2 separate regions of the Homo sapiens genome follow, and region 1 is linked to region 2. Evidence: chromatin contacts called from ENCODE Hi-C or POLR2A ChIA-PET data. All regions are on one chromosome and are shown on one strand. Each heading gives the region's core, a stretch centred on a gene start or an enhancer-like site at or near the end of the contact. The rest is flanking DNA. Distances are from core to core; before and after follow the strand shown. Region 1 has its middle 700 kb from the start of SNORD151. Region 2 has its middle 450 kb from the start of IGFBP3.

Region 1 (6,822 bases), core at 629-3,128, 390 kb before region 2:
AGATGCTGTGAGGGTGCTCACCTTAGAAGTACACAAGCCAAGACTTGGATTTCTTTGGCAGTTTGAATCCTTTAAATGGTTACTATCTTCTTCTAGTCAAGTAATGGTCTTGTCTGCCCCTTTCCTTTGAGTCTGGAAATTTCTGTCTCTTAGCAACATGCTGCTGCCACTGTCCCCCTAGGATCAAGCTTAACAGACTCAACTTTCTTCCAGCCACAGCTTTGGGACATTTAGATGAAAAAAAAGATCGTGGAATCAGGATACATTTGAGTTGTACCTTCTCAGAAACTGCCTTGCCCTCTGGCAGGTCAACAGTGCCTAAGGGGGTGCTCAGCAGGTGATATGTTTTGGCTGTGTGTCCCCAACAAAATTTCGAATTGTAGTAATCCCCATGTGTTGTGGGAAGGACCTGGTGGGAGGTAATTGAATCATGGTGGTGAGTTTTTCCCGTGCTGTCCTTGTGATAGTGAATAAGTCTCATGAGAGCTGATGGTTTTATAAAAAGGAGTTCTCCTGCACATGCTCTCTTGCCTGCTGCCATGTAAGATGTGCCTTTGGTATTCCTTTGGCTTCCACTATGATTGTGATGTCTCCCCAGCCATGCAGAACTGCAAGTCCATTAAACCTCTTTTTCTTCATAAATCACCCAGTCTCAGGTATGTCTTTATTAGCAGCGTGAGAACGAACTCATACAGCAGGGTTCAAATTTGTTTCATGTCTCATCTATCTCCTGCTAAACTTTGCACCTACCTACCTAGTCTCCTAACACAGATTTTTACTTGGGATCAAATGGTATCTTTTTAACTCCAAGAAATGGCTTAAGTTTCTGTCTTATTTTTGAAATGTATTCCACTGGCAAAGAGAGTTTTGGCCTTTCTTGCCATTTTACTTTCAGACAGGTCATCTTCAAGCCTTGCTGTTACTTGACTCGGGGTTTGAGGAAGACTACAAATCAACATACGCTGATGACAACGCTGAACTTCAGCTGAGCCCTTGTGCTCCTGGAAATCCCCCTAGCCTGCCCCCACATATTGCCAAATAAGAGCCATCTCTGTCCTTCCTTATGGCTCTCATAAGGCTACATTTAGCTCTCTTGTTTGGCTGCCTTAAAACGCCAGGCAGGACCCTCCTTTTTTTTTATTAATAAATATTCTCCCTTTCACAATTGCCTGAATACAGTCCTCTCCTAAATGTCTGGTTTCCTGCCATATTCCCAAATGCAGCAGTACTGTTTGGCCCATAACACAGTGCTTTAATCCATTTCCCAACCTAGCAGATGGGGGTCCTTGCTGCCCTTCCCTCAGTTAGCTTGACATTTTAGTCTATTATGTTAGCGCTCCCAATTTTAAGTTCTATGTTGACTTAAAATCAGTGATAGAAACACAAAGGGAAATTGGCACTAATAATGAAAGACATTTATGAGTTTGCCACTTGGGGATCTGAGACAGGGAGGCCTCAGGATGTGCTCAGTCAGGGCCCACTTCTGATTCTCTGGGATGCTCTCTTATGCACATCCATTTAAGCCTGTACTAGCAGAGAGATGATCTGTTTAGTATCATCTAAATGAAGATCTCCCAATGAGAACAGGCAAAGGCCATTCACCCAGAGCTGCTCTAGCAAGGGGGCCAGCCACCATCACCGCATTTGGCCAAGAATCACAGGCAGGCAGAGGAGAGGGGAAGCTTCACAGTGGGAAACAGGTGAGCCCTGTTGCAGTTCAGACAGCCTGCCTTGGAAAGCTGAGGCGGCTCACTAGAAGAGAGGCTGCCTACGTGATTGGTTAGGGAAGCATATTTGGCTTTCTCTGGTTGGTCCTTAGTTGAAAGCAGGGACAATATCAGGGAAGCTGCCAGTTATCAATCATGTCTTAGCCCTTTGGGACTAATTATTACAGGGGTTATTGTTTAGCCTCCTGAACCAGTTGTTAGAGTGGTCTGGCTTCCTATGAGTCTGACTCATAGATCTCAGGCTGGTTTCCTGGGCTGGTACTGTAGTGTATGAGTTGGCTTTCTGGGCAGTTTGCCACAGATTGTGGGTCAGAGTTTTATTTTTATGTCTGGTCTGGCCATTGCCCATTCATATCTCTGTCCTCCATTCTCAGTATTTCACATCTTTGCATTAAAACATGGAGAGAGAGAGAGGAGGAGAAGGAGAAGGAGGAGGAGGAGGAGGAGAAAGAGGAGAAGAAAAAGAACAAGAAGAACAAGAAGAGGAGGAAGAGGAGGAGGAGGAAGAGAAAAAAGAAGTGGGGGTAGAAAAGAGAGGAGAAAGAAGGGAAGAGGGAGAGAGGATGAGAACCAAAAGATAATTTTTCTAGAGGCCACAGGGAAATATCTTCATGCTTTCATTTGGCCTTAATTGTTCTACAAGCCCATTGCTAAGACCCACTGATGGGGGACAGGTTGTGACTGTAGTTAAATTCATTGTGCCCAGGGGTCTAAGAAAGAGTTTATGCTTTCCCGGAGGCAAACAGGTTGACTGGGGGAGTAGGTATCTGATTAAAATAAAGATTCTATCAGAAGAAGAAAAAAATACTGCCACAACATTTTGTCTTTCTGAAAAATGTTTTTACTTGTCCATGTTAAACAATTATACTTTAAATCTGTCACCAACTATCTGGAACAATTTAGGGAATAAAAAGTTTCCATGTCGAGTGTTCCGTTTTCAGAGAAGCGCCCCCAGCACTGTTACACATGGAAGCATTTCAACTTCCCAGTATAGCTGGTGTTATTATTTACACATGGTGTGACCTGTGGGGACTCTGGTGCCCATAGTTATTGTGAAACAATGGATGTTGCCTAAGGTTTCTGAATTTCATCCACATTTATTTTGTTGTTACAAAGTTAGAAAAAAAATTCCCTAAATAACCAAATCCTTTGCAAAGTGCTTTGGTAAATTTAAAATTCAGTTGTTAAATATTTCCTTATTTGTGCTCCAAAACTTGTAAAAGACACCATAAATTAATTTCATCGTTAATTTTTAGATGTTTTCTATAAAAATATTTTAATCATAAAAACAAGTATTTTCTCATTTATTTGTATATTTACTAGTCTAAAAAACTAGCTACTGATCAACATCAGCAATGAAAATATATTGTTTTGTCTTGAATAATATCAAAAAATACATCAACAGTTATTCTTTAGAGGGGTTGGAAAATAACTTTGAATCTGCATACCCGTTACAACTTTGAGATAAATAAAAATTTTTTTCTTGCTTTATTTTGGGGAAGAGCTGATTCCCACTATGAACACTAGGCATATGCGGAGAAAACAGGATGCAGGAATGCCATGAAGTCAAAGTATTTAGGCTGCGTATACTGATCAAAATGATTTCAAAATGATCTTCAAACTTAATGTAATTTAAAGCCAAAATATATTTGTCTTTTTTCTTCTACATGGATGTATACATTCACGATATACATAAAACAGATGGAAAAGAAAAATAAATGCTGAGTTGCTAGTCCTATGTGTTGATTAGTCCCCAGATGCATATACTTGTGTTGGTTGGTTTTCCAACCTTTCTAGTACATTAATTTGCTGTCATCAGCCACTCGCTGCTGAAGGAGCCTCCATGACATCTCCCCAGCTCTTTTTATTCATCTTGATAAGCCAAATCTCTGCCCTCCATTTTCAGGAAACACCTCTAAAATTCTTTCAAAATCTGTTATCCTAACAGAGCACTAAGTTTAATATTTATAGATCATCTATATTTTGCCAGACACTGCAGTAGCTGATGGGTTTTAATGATGAAATAAACACAGCACATGTGCTCTTGGGACCTTTAAACCAGTGAGGAAACAATGGTTGTGCACATCAGTAAGTATTATAGGAACACAGGACATGAGCAGAAGACAGAGAAGGAACACGTGGCTCATGTGTGAAAGACAAAAAGAAATAGCCCAAGTGTGTGGTGTAAAGAAATCTATTCTATATGAAAAAACGCATGTCCACAGACTGGAGACCCAGAAAACAATGCAGTTCCATGATGGAATACACAGATATTTGATGTGACCCATGTGTAGTATGGATGCAGGAAGCTGGCCAGAGGCCTGATGAATGAGGGCACACAGGCCATGGGAGGAGTCCTGGAGACAGACCCCTAAGTGAGGGGAGTTGCTGAAGAGTTCTACTGGAGAGGATATAGACATGTAGTGAGGAGCCAAATGTGTGAAGAAATGTAGAAAGTATCCACTTGTTAGTTTTCACATACATTCAACACACATTAGGTGGTAAGTACTTGTATTGTAGTTGAAAGTCATTATGAGACTGGAAGGCTCAGAGACACCCAGGGAACTCCTGAAGACACACTCTGAGGGGCATAGAGCCTTGTGTGGGAGACCTAGGGCATAAGAGGCAGACAGAGGTGAACTGTCAAAGGGCCATGCAGGTTAAGAGCCGTGCAAGATCCAAGGAGAGATAAGTAACGTGAAGTAAGAGGAAGAAGATCTTAATGGAAGGAGGGTCCATGTAGGGTTAAGTATGGAGTTAATGGGTGGGGTAGATTATGGGACTGAAATAAAATGTGCCTCCACACAACTTGATTAAACGAAATAGGTTCTAAAAGTTTTGGATTAAAAGTAAGTTGCTCAAAATAGCAAATCCCATTTGAATGCTGTTTTGGGGAAAAAATAATGACCTTCCTCAGTTACTACACGTCTGAATTTATTAATTTCTTTATTTGTCCTTTATTCAATGCCCACTATGTGCCAGACCCAGTTCTGGGCCTTGGGACACATCAGTAGATTAATAGACTACCTGCTCTCAAAGAGTGTGAATTCTGGGTAGTATCCACTGCCTAGATCATAAATATACTTTATGATCTCCTGAATGCATAAATTAGAGTTAGTGAATAAAACGTCTTTGTATTTGTTACTACATTTATTTATCTGTGAGATAGAGGAATCAAGAGAAATGAATGAATACTCATTACATGTGTAATGTATACCAAGAATTATGACTTTATACTATATATTTCAGTTAATAATCAGAAAAAAATGTAAGATGTAGATACTATATTTTCTAACTTTCTCATAGAAGAAACTAAAGTAAGGCTCAGAGAGGTGTATTAATCCAGTAACCATTAAAATTAAAATGAAAGTTAATCAGAATCGCTGGATATATGATCAAAGCACAAAATGATGACATTAGCGTAAACCAGTGAGAAGCAACCAAGAAATACAGATGCAGGAACACACCACTTGTAATGGAAATAAAACTATGGGTTCACCCGGGAATCAAGGTAACAAAGTGTTTACCAAAATATGGAGAACATATATAAAATGATATTGAATATATGAAAATATTAAAGAATATCTTAATTTAAAATTACATAGTCCATATTTAATTGTGGTAAGAATCAAAGTTATGAGGATTTTATTGATGCATAAATCAGTCTATATAACTTATTTCCAAATAACAATAAGAATTTGACACATGATTCTAGAATGCATTTGGAGTAAGAAAACTCAAGTAAGAGAGCAAAGTTTGTGAAAAAGTTTAGCAAGGAAGGTGGACATGGCCTGCTACATAAGCTATAACAAGATTAACTTAGGAATGAATACACACATCAATAGAATAGAAGAGAGAATCAAGAAAATATGTGTATATCTCAAATGAAAATTGTTAGAACATATAAAAATATACTTTATGATCTGAAAAGGAAAGTATATATTAGAAAAAATATAAAAAGAGCAACTCATACAGAAAAAGATTAGTCTACATCAATCTAAAAACCTCATTTTGAAAAAAACATGCTACAACAGAAGCTAAAAGATAGAGAGCATTTGGGAAAAATATTTATAACATCTATAATAAACTGATCAGTATCCAGAATATTAAAGTAATTTATCAAAATGAGAAAGCAAACAAACAATCTGATAGATAAGTTGCCAAAATATAAACAAGAAGTTCACACAAGAGGCATGTGTGACTCATAAACATCTAAAAGGTTCTCAGTCTCCCTAGTAATCAGAGTCACAGACATGCAGCCAACACTGAGAAACCTCTTCACACAAACCAGATTGGCAAAAATACAACAATGTCATAATACCAAATGCTGCTGAAGATGTGGAGAGATAGCTTGCTTGCTTGAGGGCCCACAGATTGGCATGACTTTAGAGAGCAATTTAGAAATATCCAGCAAATTTGAAAAGGGGCACACTCTAAGCCCAGCATTTCTGCTTGTGAACGCATCCTCTATTCCATCTTGTGCTGACAGCAACACTGTGATTAAATATGACATTGTCTGTAATAGTGCAAATGTGGGAACCATCCAAATACCCATTTATGGAGAATGGTTGCATGTCCAATATTAAGAAAACAAGGGGCTCTTTGAAGTATCCACGAGTTTCCATCATGTGACATTTGCCTCCTTGTGACCTGGGCCATGCAGTTTATAGGAAAGTGCAGCTTCCTGGGGACAGAGAGCAGGGAGGCTGCGGTGGATCAGCTGCCTGCTGTCTCTGACTGGAAGCCACTACCTTTAGGGCAGGGACTCCGACTACTTCACTCGCCACCGGATCATCTGGGTTTTGGTAGGTGGATGGTGGGCGGGTGATGGATGAGAAAGAGTGGAGACGATGGACTCAGTGTTGGGAGTGGTGCTCTAGGCAGGCCCATTCATCTCGGAGGAGACTTTCAACAGGCTCTTGGATATGTGGGTCTGGACTTTAGCAGAAGGGTCCAAGACAGAAATTACATGTGGAAGTCACTAGTATATGTGGGTATACAGTTGTTACTCCTGTTGTCAGTTTGGAAGAAAGTTGCAGGTAAGGTAACTTTCACGTATGTGTCCCACGGAGAAGGCCTTGGCAGATCTTTCAGT
Region 2 (6,904 bases), core at 3,440-5,939:
AAAAAAAGAAAAAAAAATACAAAAATTAGCTAGGCATGGTGGCATGTGTCTGTAATCCCAGCTACATGGGAGGCTAAGGCAGGAGAATCGCTTTAACCCAGGAGACAGAGGTTGCAGTGAGCCAAGATCGCACCACTGCACTCCAGCCTGGGTGACAGAACAAGACTTCATCTCAAAAAAGAAAAAAACAAAAACAAAAACAAACAAATAAATAAAAACATGTATTGAGTTCCCACTATGTACTCAGCACTCTGCTAGGGTGTAGATAGAAAAAGAGAAAATGGTAGACACACTTGTCCCTCACAGATCTTATGTTTTGCAGATAGATTATTAACAGTTACATAAATAATTACTTGACTTTGGTGGTGTTAATTGCCTGACAATCACAACAGTGGCTCTAATAGTGACAGTCTGTCTTGGTGAGCAGAGTAAAGGCTTCTATAAGGAAGTGGCATATAAGCCAAGTGCTGAAAGATGGATAAGAAATAGCTGGATTTAAGGATCATGGGACTTATACGGGAATGTTTTTTTATGAGGATTTGATGATCTTTTTGAGAAATCTGTGGGAGAGAGTTCATTCCCCAAGGTTAGGAATGGTGGATCTTTGTTCCAGTAGCTAATTTGTTTGGATGGTATGGAAACACAGTAGTGAATGATTTCTTACTGGAAGTTGGCTTTTAATTTTTGTATCAGTAAATTAGCACAGAGACTTCCTACAGAAGTAAATAAATAAATAAACTAGATTTCATAAATTTAAAAGTTGTGTACATGAAAGGACACTATCACCCAGGACACGATGGCTTCACTACTGAATTTTATCAAACATTTAAAGAAGATATAATACTAATCCTACCCAAACTTTTCCAAAAATTAGAGGGGAGGGAATACTTGCCAACTTTTTCTATAAGGCCAGTATTATCTTGATACCTAAATCAGATAGAGTCACATAAAAAAAAGAGAAAACTACAGGCCAATATCTTTGATGAACATTGATGCAAAAATCCTAGTAAAATACTAGCAAACTAAATTCAGCAACACATTAAAAAGATCATTCATTATGACCGAGCAGGATTTATGCAAGGGTGGCAAGGATGGTTCAACATATGCAAGTCAATCAATCTGATACATCATATCAACAGAATGAAGGACAAAATAAATGATCATTTTAATTGATGCTGAAGAAATTTGATAAAATTCAACATCCCTTCACGATTAAAAAAAAAAACTCTCAGAAACTGAGTATAGAAGGAACATACCTCAACACAATAAAAGCCATATACAACTACTATCATACTAAATGGAGAAGAACTAAAAGCCTTTCCTCTAAGATCTGGAACAAGACAAGGATGCCTAGTGTCACCACTCTTATTCAACATAGTACTGGAAGTCCTACCCAGAGCAATCAGAAAAGAGAAAGAAATAAAGGGCATCTAAATTGGAAAAGAGGAAGTCAAAGTATCTTTGCTTGCAAATGATATGATCTTATATTTAGAAAAACCTAAAGACTGCACAAAAACTATTAAAAATGATAAATTCTTTAAAGATGCAGGATACAAAATCAACATGCAAATATCAGTAGCATTTCTATATGTGAACAATCTGAAAAAGAAATCATAAAGTAATCCCATTTACAATAGCTATGAATAAAATAAAATACTTAGGAATTAACTGAAGAAGTGAAAGATCTCTATGATGAAAACTATAAAACATTGACGCCAGAAATTCAAAATAATACACAGGAAATGGAAAGATATTCCATGTTCGTGAATTGGAAGAATCAATATTTTTTAAATATTCATACTACCCAAAACAATCTACAGATTCAATGTAATCCCTATCAAAATACCAATGGCATTCTTCACAAAAATAGAAAAAATAATCCTAAAATTTATATTGAAGTACAAAAGATCCAAAATAGCCAAAACTACCCTGAGCAAAAAGAACAAAACTGGAGGACTCATATTACCTGACTTCAAATTATACTAGAGCTATAGTGACCAAAACAGCATGGTACTGGCATAAAAATCGACACATAGACCAATGAAACAGACTACAGAACCCAGAAATAAATCTATACATTTACAGTAAACTCATTTTTTTTATAAAGGTGCCAAGAACATACATTAGGGAAAGGTCAGTCTCTTCAACTAATGGTGCTTGGAAAGCTGGATATTCATATGCAGAAGAATTAAACTAGATCCCTATCTCTCACACGTACAAAAAAATTAAATCAAAATGAATAAAAGACTTAAATCAGGGGTGTGTAATCTTTTGGCTTCCCTGGGCCATAATGGAAGAAAAAGAAAGGTTTGGGGCCACACATAAAATACACTAACGCTAACAATAACTAATGAAGTAAAAATAAATAAATAAATAAATCTCATAATGTTTTAGGAAAGTTTACAAATTTGTGTTGGGCCTCATTCAATGCTGTCCTGCACTGCGTGTGGCCCATGGGCCATGGGTTGGACAAGCTTGACTTAAATATAAGACCCAAAATTATAAAACTACTACAAGAAAACACTGGAGAAGCTCTCGAAGACATTGGTCTGAGAGAAGTTTTTTTGAGTAATACCCTACCAGCACAGGCAACCAAAGCAAAAATGGACAAATGGGATCATATCAAGTTTATAAACTTCTGCACAGCAAAAGGAACAATCAACAAAGGGAAGAGACAACCCACAGAATGGGAGAAAATATTTGCAAACTATCCACCTGACAAGGGATTAATAACCAGAATAAATAAGGAGCACAAACAACTCAATAAGAAAAAATCTAATAATTTGATTTTAAAATAAGCAAAAGCTCTGAATAGACATGTCTCAAAAGAAGACAAACAAATAGCAAACAGGCATATGAAAAAGTGTTCAGCATCATTGATTATCAGATAAATGCAAATCAAAGCTACAATGAGGTCTCATCTCACCCCAGTTAAAATGGCCTTTACCCAAAATGCAGGCAGTAACAAATGCTGGCAAGGATGTGAAGAAAAGAGAACACTCGTATACTGTTAGCGGGAGTGTAAATTAGTACAACCACTATGGAGAACAATTTAGGGGTTCCTCAAAACATTAAAAATAGAGCTACCATATAATCCAGCAATCTCACTGCTGGGTATATACTCAAAAGAAAAGAAATCAGTATTATTGAAGAGATATTTGCACTCCCATGTTTATTGCAGCACTATTTAGCCAAAATTTGGAAGCAACCAAGTGTCCATCAACAGGTGAATGGATAAGGAAAACGTGGTACATATACACAATGGAGTACTATTCAGACATAAAAAAAGAATGAGACCCTATCATTTGCAACGACATGGATGGAACTGGAGGTCATTATGTTACGTGAAATAAGCCAGTCACAGGAATACAAACTTAGCTTGCACTTACTTATTTCTAGGAGCCAAATAAATTAAAACAATTGAACTCATGGAGAAGGAGAGTAGAAGAATGGTTACCAGAGGCTGGGAAAGATAGTGGGTGGGTAGGGGGAAAGCAGAGATTGTTAATGGGTACAAAAATATAGTTATATAGAATGAATAAGATCTAGTATTTGATAGCACAACAGGGTAACTACAGTTAACAACAATTTATTGTACATTTTAAAAAACTAACAGAGTATAAGTGGATTGTTTGTAACATGAAGAAGGGATAAATCCTTGAGGTGATGTCTACCCCATTAAACCTGATGTAATTATTACTGATTGTATGCTTGTATCAAATATCTCATGTACCCCATAAATATATACACCTACCATGTACCCATAAAAGATAAATTTAAAAATATATAAATAAATAAATGAATAAAATAAAACTGAAAGAGTCCCAGAAGATCAGAAATGTAATTCCCCTCTTCACACACACACAAAAGGACATTATCAAGAAAATGAAAATAATCTATAGGCTAAGAAAGAATATTTGCAATTCACGTATGTGATAATGAGCCTGTATCCAGAATAAATAAAGAATTCTTACAACTCAACAAGAAGATAAACAGCCCAACTGAAAAAACGGACAGAGGATTTAAATAGACATTTATTTTATTTATCCAAACAAAATAAACAAATGGCCAATAAGCATATGAAAAGATACTCAATATCATAGTCATTAGGGAAATGCAAATCAAAACATAATGAGATATCACTTTACACCCACTAGGATAGCTATAATCAAAAAGACAAATATGAGTGTTGGCGAGGATGGAGAGAAATTGGAACACTCATATAGTGCTAGTGGGAATGTAATACAATGCAGCCAATTTGGAAAACAATTTGGCAGTTTCTCAAAAAGTTAAACATCGAGTTTCCGTATGACTCAGCAATTCCACTCCTAGAATTCCACTCAAGAGAATTAAAAACATATGTTCACAAAATAACTTGGACATGAATACTTATAACAGCATTATTCATAATCCTCAAAAAGTGAAAACAACCCAAATGTCCATTAACTGATAAATGGATAAACAAAGTATACTGTATTCATACAATAGAATATTATTAAACCATCAAAAGAAATAAAGTGCTGATGCATGCTACATTTCCACAAAAGTGCATACACTGCCTTTTGATTCACAGGCTCAGGCTTTGTCTAGAGATCTGCAGAATAAAACACCTCAAGAGGGCTCTCTATTTAGGGGATCCAGGTCCACAGACAGGTGAGGCCGTTTTTGGTCTGCTTCCCAGTCTTCAAAGGATTGATGCTCTGAAAAGTCTGACTCATGAGTATGATATTTCAGTTTTAATAGTGAGCCTTAACCGTCAATTCATTTTGCTTGCTGGATATTTCTTTAGGTAAGTTTACCAGACTAAGGCACTTTATTCCCCAGGCAAAAAGCTCTTTCTGGAGGAAGTGCTTAAAATCAACAGAATTACTTAAGAGAAGGCCACTAGTGAATACAACATGATTAAAGTAAGTTTTAGAGCAACACTCCACTACGGATTTTATTCCACAGAGTTATCTTCACTAGGAGAAATTTGATGTGCCAAACCATGTGCAGCTTTTCAAATTTTAGTACTCTAAAATTAATCATGAATTACAAGCGGGTTTAGAGAAATGGCAAATCCATTAGCATCAGGCAGAATTTAGTTTGAATGTAGTCTCTACTGTTCTGAAGCTCTATAATTTTAATTGAGCCAAGTAAACTCTGTAAGCCTAGCTCATTTTCTAAATGAGCTATTCCTGACTACTTCATTGTGTTATCATTTTATAGTGAGGAATAAATGAATTTTATACCAATAAAGTTTTTAGTATTTACTATGCCTGGTGCATAGTAAATGCTCAATAAGTGATCATAGTATTTACTATGCCTGGTGCATAGTAAATGCTCAATAAGTGATCATTTATTATTATTATCCTTTAGTTCTTCAATAGTTGGCTATAACCAACATTTATGGACCCAAGTTTTCATTCAAAATTCATTTACAGTATGAGGAACTGTGCTGAGAGTTCTAAGATGGGTTTGGGTAACAAGACAAACAGCTTCAAATATACAAACCTTCTGATAGAGCGAGGAAAAAAAATTAGTCTTCACAGTTCAATGGTAAATATAATACCACATTTCAGTAGTTCTGAAACATTAGTGTGCGTGAGAATCACCTGCAGAATGTCTTGACACAGTTTGTTTCTGATTCAGGAGGTCTGGGTTGAGGTAGGAGAATTGTGCTTCTAACAATTCCCAGATGCACATGTGGCTGGTTGGAAAGCCACATTAGGAGAACCACAATTATAAAGGAGGGACAGGAATTGCCAAGAATGACTTGGCAATATTTTTGGTATTGGAAGAAGTGTGCATGGAACTCCACAGAGATAGTGCTAAATCAGAAGATCTGGAAGAAAATCACTGTGGTATAGAAATAATTGGAGCAGAGCAGAGATAAGAGATAGGAACAGGCACAAAGGGGCCAAGGGTTTGGGCTCTCTCACACATTGTTGGACATTTAAGCTTAACGGGGAGACTTTTAAGATAGTTAAGCAGCTGCATGATGGGATACATTTGCCTGGTAGAAACGTGGCTGTAGGGCATCCCTTCACTACCACACTAGGCAGTTTGCTGTTTCTCAAAACCTCGTTCCACCTGCTTTCCTGAGCTCATGCTGTTTCTTCAGACTGAAATATGCTTCCCTCATATCTCCACATGCTCATACCCAAAAGGTATTCCTTGGATTACAGCTGATTGTCTTCTTATTTTCCAGCAATATGATGTCATATTACTTTCCTTAAAATAACAGTGTCTTTATTATGGCTTTCAGGGAGGAGAAGTCTTACATGTCCATTAACCAGGCTGTAGTGCAGCCAGCTGTCACTGAATCCTGATAACTGAAGTCTGCAGTTTTTGCCATTTTTTCTTTCTATTAATATGCTTGTCTTCTTTGAGTTTGAAATGTAAATATGAATATAAAAACAAACATGTAGTTTGTAGACACCAATCCACTATGATTCAAATGTATTTTATTATAAAGATCACAAAAATCTTTTCTTTTAAATTTATATATGGTGTGTAGATAGCCAAATAAAGAATAGTTTCCTCATCTTTATTTCATATATTATTCAAAATTCCTTTCCTATATAAAGGAAAGGGATATAATAATAAACATGCAAGTGCTTATGTGTGCAAACGAATTCATGGAATTCATGCAAGAAACCAAAGAAAAAGATCTATGGGTGAGACGGTAAAGAAGAGGTGAAAGAAACACAGACTGAAATAGAGTAGGAGGGAAGAGGAGGAGGGAGTGGCACCTCTCTGCATATACCACTTTTTTGTAACATTGACTTTTAAAATCATAGTAATGTTTCACATACTCCCACAAAACAATTAAAATTAACAAGGATGTGGGGTGAACCCCAACTGAAATATAAACACTAATAAATGAACCAAACTAGATTACAAGTAAATAGCAAAATCACAT

The links. A loop is a pair of places that touch in the nucleus more often than their neighbours do. ChIA-PET counts read pairs that join two places held with the same protein, here RNA polymerase II (POLR2A). Pooled maps may share reads with other maps.
Region 1: a map of IMR-90 shows a loop between it and region 2 (2.1-fold over the local background). The contact joins two enhancer-like sites. A Hi-C loop is called at or near these places in 2 of 168 maps with a recorded cell type or tissue (IMR-90 and PC-3) and 3 of 50 pooled maps. POLR2A ChIA-PET finds 5 or more read pairs at or near these places in 1 of 52 experiments (Panc1).

Annotation. Positions count from the first base shown.
Region 1 is chr7:46,759,452-46,766,273 of GRCh38, reverse strand. No RefSeq gene overlaps it. Among named protein-coding and RNA genes, the nearest start is that of SNORD151, 700 kb to the left of the region's middle. Within about 2 kb of position 1,878, at least 8 of the 41 ENCODE cell types and tissues checked have a DNase peak (open chromatin) inside an H3K27ac peak, as active enhancers do; they include PC-3, where a contact is called at or near this core.
Region 2 is chr7:46,367,881-46,374,784 of GRCh38, reverse strand. No RefSeq gene overlaps it. Among named protein-coding and RNA genes, the nearest start is that of IGFBP3, 450 kb to the right of the region's middle. Within about 2 kb of position 4,689, at least 2 of the 41 ENCODE cell types and tissues checked have a DNase peak (open chromatin) inside an H3K27ac peak, as active enhancers do; they include PC-3, where a contact is called at or near this core.